Regions from separate parts of the Homo sapiens genome. Here regions 2 and 3 are each linked to region 1. The links are chromatin contacts, found by Hi-C in ENCODE. All regions are on one chromosome and are shown on one strand. Each heading gives the region's core, a stretch centred on a gene start or an enhancer-like site at or near the end of the contact. The rest is flanking DNA. Distances are from core to core; before and after follow the strand shown.

Region 1 (2,700 bases), core at 12-2,511:
CAAGAGGTAGTCTTTTGGCAAATCCGCTAGTTCTTCCTGTTGGCTCAAAGCCAGAAGGCTGTTAAAAGAGGCAACAGAGAAATGTGAATGCAATATACCCATGTAACAAACCTGCATATGTATCCCTTAATTATAATAAAAGTCGAAATTAAAAAAAGAAATATTATTATTTGAAGCAATGTCTAATCTATTAAAACAATCTCGAAAACATTGTAATTTCAGCACAGAATAGCCCTATCCCTCAGAAGATATATAAAGCAGCGTGAATGCCTTTGGAAACTTGTCAAGATGTGAAATTTAGACTGAAGTCAGGCATCACCTCCAAGAGTGATGCCTGACTTCAAAACTGCATGTAAAAGAGCTATCACTTTTCAGGGATTGGCACAACATTTCCTATGACCTATGGGAAGCTGTAAAAATGTCAGACCCTAGAATAATATGGCCAAAGACGCTGTTGCTAGCTAGCCCTGGAGGCAAGGCAGTTTCACGATTAATATTTCTAAGCATCCTCCATATATTTGACTCATTGATAGGCAGCCTAATCAAAAGTGTTATCTTGATCCTTGTTCCCAGGAATGGAGAAACAGGTCGAAAGCAGCTGGGTAAGCCACTTTCCCTGGGGCTTGCTTAGTAAAGTAGGTGCTTAACTAAGGAGATTGGTACCCACAAACAAATTATAAAATGTACCATTACCTAACAGCATATATTATTAGTATTTGCAAAGCCAACATTACTAAACGGACTACATTTAGTTCCGGGGGCGGGGTGGGGGGGGCACAAAACATCACAGGAGCCAAAACGTGGTGGATGACTCCAATCAGCAAAGCTTTCCAAGATTCGGGGAGTTTATAACGCCTGCACTGCCTGCGCAGAGGATTAAATCGGGCCGCGACAGAGGCAGAAAAAGGGGCCACGTGACGAAAAATGTGAAACACAGTAAATGAGCTGGGGAGGCAGAAACAGCATCAGGACCAACAGGGATGCGGCTATACAGCTGAGGAGCGGAGTAAGCGAATGAAATTAAATTAAAAGGGCTTTAAAGGCTGGATCGCGGAAAATAGGAACGAATGGCCAGCTCTTCAGGGGAACCACTGCCATCTGTTAAAGGGGGGGCTCCCATTTCCCAAAAGCTGGGGAACCCGGCCCCCAACGAGACCCAGAATCCCCCCTCCCCTCGTTGCCCTTCACCTCTCTGCAAGCCGGTTCGCAGTCATTTCAGCAGCCAGCTTCTCTCACATGGACCAAGAACGGAAGCCGAAGGAAAGCAATTTCCGTGCGGGCCGCAAAGCAATTTCTGTTTCCGTCAATCGCTCGCGACGTACACGTCACTTCCGTTCCGTACGAGGCGTGAGAGAAGCAGGAGCCGTGTAGGGAGGGGCCTGCAGAAAACTGGGAGGCCTGAGATGAAACGGCTGTCAGCGGGTGGGGCATTCCTTTCTCCACCCACCCCGTATTTCTCTGGCGCGCGGGTGTCTGTCCTCCTGGCCCCTGGTTTCCACGTGGCCCAAGGTGGGTTAGCTTAGGGCGACGGTGCTGCGCTCTCAGGGGCTGAGCCCGCGCCTTCATTCGTCACTGCAGAATCCAGAAGGAAAGACTACAGCGCCCGTCCTTGTGCGACGGCGTCCTGCAAGCCGACCACAAGCCAGCTCGGGGGTTTATTGAATGCCTATTAAGTGGCCAGATTGTGCCGGGCCCCGGAGATCCGATGGTGAACATAACAAGTTTCCTTCCATTTAAGGAAAAATCGCCTTTGATCCCTTGTAATTGCAGCTTTGTTCTTCATTTCCTGAGTCAAAAGATTTTTTTTATCCAAGAAGGGGCCATCAGTAACTACGCTTCCTCACCTCCCATCAACTTAAAAAAATTTTTTTAAACAACTTTTTTTCTCCCATCAACTTTTAAGAATTTTATTTATTTATTTTTGAGACAGAGCCTTGCTGTGTCGTTCAGGCTGGAGTGCAATGGCGTGATCTCAGCTCACTGCAACCTCCACCTCCCGGGTTCAAGCGATTCTCCTGCCTCAGCCTCCCGAGTCGCTAGGATTACAGGCACCCGCCACCATGCTCGGCTAATATTTGCATTTTTAGTAGAGACGGGGTTTTGCCACGTTGGCCAGGCTGGTCTAGAATTCCTGGCCTCAAGTGATCTGCCCGCCTCGGCCTCCCAAAGTGCTGAGATTACAGGTGTGAGCCACCGGGCCCGGCCTAATATATATATATATTAATTAATGATTGTAGAAAAATAATAGACAAGAACATTCTTTTCATTTTTTTTTTTTGAGACGGAGTCTCACTCCGTCGCCCACGCTGGAATGCAGTGGTGCGATCTCAGCTCACTGCAAGCTCCGCCTCCCGGGTTCACACCATTCACCTGCCTCAGCTTCCTGAGTAGCTGGGACTACAGGCGCCTGCCACCACACCCGGCTAATTTTTTTTTTTTTTTTAAGTAGAGACGGGGTTTCACCGTGTTAGCCAGGATGGTCTCGATCTCGTGACCTCATGATCCACCCGTCTCGGCCTCCCAAAGTGCTAGGATTACAGGCGTGAGCCACGGCGCCCGGCCCGTTCTTTTCATTCTTGTAATCCATTCCCATTTTGCTTTTGCCCCATTATTCCACAGAAATTGCTCTGGACAAGATCAGCGACACCCAAAGTTGCTAAATAAAACGGATACCTCTCAGTCTTTGGCTTCCCAGAACTT
Region 2 (2,700 bases), core at 85-2,584, 380 kb after region 1:
TAGGGTGTCCATTGCCTCAAGTATTTATCATTTCTATGTGTTGGGAACATTTCATGTCCTCTCTTCTAGCTATTTCGAAATATACATTGCATTGTTTGTTCAGTAGAGTCACCCTACTCTACTTTGAACATTATAACTTATTCCTTCCATCTAACTGTATATTTGTACTCATTAACTGACCTCTCTTCATTGATCCGCCTCAACCCCACACACCCTTCCCAGACTTCTGGTACCTATCATTCTACTCTCTACCTCCATGAGATCAACTTTTTAGCTCCCACATATGAGTGAGAACATGTGTTATTTGTCTTTCTGTGCCTGGCTTATTTTGTGCAACATAATAAACATCAGTTTCATTTATGTTGCTGCAAATGACATTTCATTCTTTTTTATGGCTACATAGTATTCCATTGTGTATACAGACCACATTTTCCTTAACCATTCACCTGCTGATGGACACTGATTGATTCTGTATCACGAAATGATTTTATATCCATGATCATTCATATTATGTGTTGTATTATTACCAAATAATAATGGAGGTGCAAATAGAACCTGTGCCAAAAAATCACAGTAATTCATTTCAATTGCTAATATTGAGTGCCTACCACATGTTGCCCCAGGTTCGGTGGGTAACCTTGTCCCCTAGGAATTTAAAAATGCAGTGGTGAAGGTAAGAGAAGTGTTCCTGCACATTGGCTACCTGAGAGGTACCAGAGGTGAAAATAGAGCAAATATACGTAAAACTTGAGAGTCAGACTTTGCCTTGTAAGTGAATGTGTTTGCAGCTGCAATCAAGAGATTCAAGGAGTGCTTCTCTTTGTGCAGAATTTAGGAAGGTGGAAACAGCACCGCTAATCCTACCTCTTTAGGGATCCGGGAAAGGGCAGTCCCAGAGGGGTTCCGCGCTTTGCAAATGGTGAAAAAGACCTTCTACAGTACAGTTAGGAGCAGAGGAAAAGTTCTTTGTGCAAGAAGGGGAGAGCGCCCCGAGGTACAAAGAGCAGATTTAAGGGAAAGAGGATTCGTTCTGCACGCATCTGCGAGGGGAGCTCAGGCTCACTGTTGGGGGCGTGTGGGAAAGGAGATTTTCAGGGGGCCGCGAGTTGTGGGTTCCCGCCTCCACCCCTGTCCGCGCCCCACACTCAGGCAACAGTTGGTCGTGCGGGGCCGGCCCGGGCTCTGGGTGGGGAAGGGGAGTCTCGCGATCGTTGAGGGGGGGGGGGTGGAGGAAGGGGGGAGAGTGACGGGGGGAGGCCATGACGTAGGGTGGGTGGACGGAAGTGGGGCAGGGTTGAGGGTTATTTAAAGAAGGGGGGGCCTGAGCGAAGGGGTTGGAAGCGGAGTGATTCCCCACCCCTGCTCCATCTAGCTCTTTCCAGTGCAGCCACTGCCGCCGCCCAGGAGCCCTCGTCCCCTGCCTTGTCCCCCTACTCGTTCCCGCTCCCACGGCATGGAGCAGGACACTGCCGCAGTGGCAGCCACCGTGGCAGCCGCGGATGCGACCGCCACTATCGTGGTCATAGAGGACGAGCAGCCCGGGCCGTCCACCTCTCAGGAGGAGGGAGCGGCCGCCGCGGCCACCGAAGCCACCGCGGCCACGGAGAAGGGCGAGAAGAAGAAGGAGGTAAATAGGAAGGGGGTGTGTGTGTGGTGGACAAATCCTGTGCCTGGCCCCTCTGAGGGGCCCAAACCCTGACCTTTCGGCGCCGACAGGTACCCGCGGAGCTTTGCGGGGCTAGGGGCGGCGGGTGCGGGGGTCGGCGGCGGAACCGCCTGGCGTTCGCTCCCCTCCCCCTTTCCTTCTCGCCGCCTGGAGGACGGGGGCGGGGCTGGGCGCGGGCGGGAGCGGCGCGGGGTGGAGGGGTGCCCGCTCTCCCGGGGCCTGGGGGCTCGGGAGCCCCTCGACAGCCCCCGACCCCCTCCACCTTCCCGGAACTCGGGTAACGGGGTGGGGGATGGGGCTGTGCAGGAAAAAGCCTCCGCCTCTCCCTCTCCTCTCGCTCGCTCCCTCTCCCCCCGCCTTCCCGTCGGCCTCTGCCTGGGAAATCTGGGCCCTTCAATCCCACACTCGCGCTAAAGGGGTTTTGCTGGGGCTTTTTTTGTAATTTGAATTTCAAGGTGCTGGTGGTTGCTGGGTGGAGGGTGACAGGGAAGACATTTCTTTCTTTCATTGGCAATGTCGGTCTTTTGGATGGCAGGAAAAAAACCATCCCTTGTTCGTTTGAACCCCGCCTGCCGAGGTGGGGGTGTCACCCCGAGGAAAGGAGCTCTCTGCGTCGTACCCCCCCGCCCCCCCAAACTGAGGAACCGTGGACGCTGGCTTAGGAAAATTTCCAACATCTGCACCCTCACCCTCTTCTGCCCCGCCCCCGACGGTATAGGGTTTCACTCCAGGGCCACCCCAATGGTCCCTCAATCCGGCCCCAAGCTTTCCAGGCTTCCGCCTCCCTCTCCTAGTGGGCGCTGCTGGCTCCTGGACACACACAGGTTTTTTTTTTTTTTCTCCTTTAATTTTTAAAAAACTCAGCGTCGCCAAGATGAGCTGCTTCTAACGTAAGGGAACTGCTCTGACACATATTAAAGCCAATCCAGAAAATATGTATTATCTCCATAAGGCACATTTCGTGTGGCCCGAGACATGCAAATAAAACTATAAAACGTTGAAAAATTGACATAAAAATAGGATGGGGCATAAGC
Region 3 (2,770 bases), core at 207-2,706, 430 kb before region 1:
ACCACTCAACCTGTCTTTTCTGAATAACCAATGAGATGGGACAGAGAAAAAAGTACGAAATACAGTACTTGCCTTTCAAGAGCTTATAATCTGGTGGAAGAAATCAAAGTAGTGCGTTAGAGAAAAATTAAGTACTAAACTGTGTAGTACAAACTTTAAGAGCAAGAGGAGCATAGAAAAGACTACAACCAGCATGGGATTGACTAATTTGAAAATTGCCGAGGTGAGAGAACCTAAATTGAACCTTGAGAGACGGTAGGTACAACCTGGTTAGGTGCAGGTAAGGGAGAGGGGCAGGGAAGAGAGAATGAACAGAAACACAAATGTGGGAACAAGCACAGCATGTAGAAGCAGGCATCAGTATGGTTTGTGCCAAGAAGAAAGGAACCTAACTGGAACAGAGAATTCCCTTGTTGACTGAAACAGTATCAGACAAGAAGTGTGATAAGGAGCATGTTATGTTGAAAGGCTTGAAACCAAGGGGTGGGGGTAGGGGGTGTAGGAGGGGGCTGCATGTTTTGTGTGTGTGTGTTTAACAACGAAGTGACTTGAGGAAATCCACCACATTTTAGCCTATTAGGGCTGCAGCAAACACAGTGGATTACATTACAAACGGGAGAGGCAGGGAGACTAGCTTAGGATGGTGCAAAGTACAGCAGACAAAGATGCTTGTTGGCACTGAGGTTAGAGATAGACTTCCCCAATGAAGACACAAAGAACTCGATGATGTAGGGAATGAAGACGAGGGAAGAGTTCATGATAACGCTAGGCATCTCTAGGCTGGGGGGAAAAACAACAACAACAAGGAATCACTGACAGGAAACCATAAATGTCCCTGCTGTTATCCTGTCTGAGAAACTAATTCATGTTGATAACAGCTGTCATGCCAATCAAGTAACTGAACTGCATTTTAATAGATGCCTTCAATGCCTTGACCTCAGGAGTGACAGGGGGTAGAAACCGAAGGGGAGCATCTTTCAACAGTATCCCTTACACTAATACAATGGAGGTGTTTGCTTACTCCGCTTACAATCACGGCCGCCGTTGCAAACTTCACCCTTAGAAAAATTAGGATTATTCCGGGAAAGATACCCATTCACCCTCTGGGTAGCAGGATCTTGCCAGTTCCTCAGCTGTCAGAGCGAGCTCGTGGAGAGAAGGGAGGCGCCTGAAGAAGGCGGCCTCCCAGGGGGGTCGAGGAAGCAGGGTTCAATCGAAGAAGTAAAACCACCGATGCCAGAAGAGTGAAAGACAGGGAAGGGACTCAGCTGAGGGGAGAGAGAGACCAGAGGACCGTTAAGCCCCTCCCAGGCCGGGAACCAGGCCAGCCCGGCCCCGCGCGGCCTGGCGCGGCCCAGCCCCGCTCCCCAGCCTGGAAGTCCAGGAGCTCCCCCTCACCTGCTCGGGCTCATCGGACGACTGGGAAGCTGAGGCTCCCACAGTCGGAAACGCCACTGCAGCGCCAACCCGGAAGCATTGAAACCAACGGAAGTAACCAAAGCGTTGCTTCGGCAACCGCGGCGCAGCCATTTCAACTCCGCCCCTTCCAAAACTAAAAACAAAGGCGCGAAATAAGAGGCGGAAGCGGCAGAGTTCTAAAGGCGAGGGTCGGAACCACTGCAGGCGCAGAAGCCTAGAGGGGCAACCGGACTTGCGGGAGGTGGAGGCAGGGCAGCTAAGGCGTGAGAATTTGGTAGCTTCCCCAGTTAACGTGCTCGCCAGAGGGGAAAGAGGTGTCGCCTCGTCACCGCGAAACCCACCCACCTGGCGCGTAGAAGGACTAGAAAAGGAAGGGGCCTCGCCCCGGTATCAGGGCTTGAGGAGTGGGTCAAGGGGAGTGGTGGGCGTAGTGCCCTGCGCGCTCAGTACGAAAAAGGCGGCAACGTGGAGGGGGTGGGGCAAAGGCTTCAAAACAAAAGTAGGAAAGTGAGACATAGGGGTGAGCCGAATTTAGTGAGGTGCCTGGGCTCAATGAGAAAATAAAGTTCAAGGCCAGGCGCGGTGGCTCACGCCTGTAATCTCAACACTTTGAGGGTCCGGGCGCATCACTTGATGCCAGGAGTTTTGAGACCAGCCTGGCCAACATGGTGAAATCCCGTCTCTAGTAAAAATGCAAAAAAATTAGCTGGGTGTGGTGGCACGCACCTGTGGTCCCAGCTACTCGGGAGGCTGAGGCAGGAGAGTCACTTGAACCCCGGAGGTGGAGGTTGCAGTGAGCTGAGATCACGCCACTGCCCTCTAGCCTGGGTGACAAAGCAAGACTCCATCCAAGAAAGGAGAGAAAGAGAGAGAGAGAGAAAGAGAAAGGAAGGAGGGAGGGAGAGAGAGAAAGAAAAGAGAAAGGGAGAGAAAGGAAGGGGGGGAGGGAAAGAAGGGAGGGAGGGACGGAGAATGATCCAGACAGCACCTACTGGACGTCAGACATTAACCAGTGAAAAATTACGGTCAGACCCCTTACTCGAAGCTCTTGCTTTAATCAGAAACTTCACTTAAGAAAGAGCAAGTTGGATACCAAAAAGGGGACCACAAAAAGCTAAACAGATGAGGCAGAAAAACACCAACGGGAAATCCCAGTTAATCCAAACCTCATAATCCACCAGAAGATGCCAAGAGTCCGACCCCCAGCTTCCGACTCTGGCCCCTCTGGCTGCTGGAAGGGGAAACCGCAAAGCCCCTGGGTGATTCCATTAGCCAATGTGCTATGACGTCCGATTTTTGAGCTATGACGTCCGATTTTTGAGCCTCTTAACAACGTTCCCTAATCACGCGA

What was found. Hi-C counts contacts between places; a loop is a spot of excess contacts on that map. Pooled maps may share reads with other maps.
Region 2: a loop to region 1 is called in a map of gastrocnemius medialis, with 4 times the contacts of the local background. The contact joins the promoter of SMARCA1 here to the promoter of UTP14A in region 1. A Hi-C loop is called at or near these places in 1 of 168 maps with a recorded cell type or tissue (gastrocnemius medialis) and 1 of 50 pooled maps.
Region 3: a loop to region 1 is called in a map of CD4-positive, alpha-beta T cell, with 8 times the contacts of the local background. The contact joins the promoter of SLC25A14 here to the promoter of UTP14A in region 1. A Hi-C loop is called at or near these places in 2 of 168 maps with a recorded cell type or tissue (CD4-positive, alpha-beta T cell and CD8-positive, alpha-beta T cell) and 9 of 50 pooled maps.

Annotation. Positions count from the first base shown.
Region 1 is chrX:129,904,725-129,907,424 of GRCh38, reverse strand. UTP14A (UTP14A small subunit processome component) reads right to left here and starts at 1,261. Exons shown (of 15, transcript NM_006649.4): 1 at 1,189-1,261; 2 at 1-58. The coding sequence starts at 1,214. It overlaps LOC105373335 (a long non-coding RNA gene), which reads left to right. Exons shown (of 3, transcript NR_188631.1): 3 at 1-161.
Region 2 is chrX:129,522,124-129,524,823 of GRCh38, reverse strand. SMARCA1 (SNF2 related chromatin remodeling ATPase 1) reads left to right here and starts at 1,334. Exons shown (of 25, transcript NM_001282874.2): 1 at 1,334-1,627. The coding sequence starts at 1,454.
Region 3 is chrX:130,338,605-130,341,374 of GRCh38, reverse strand. It overlaps SLC25A14 (solute carrier family 25 member 14), which reads right to left and starts at 1,456. Exons shown (of 11, transcript NM_001282195.2): 1 at 1,399-1,456; 2 at 1,022-1,268. The coding sequence starts at 1,096. RefSeq lists a silencer at 1,229-1,438 and an enhancer at 1,251-1,824.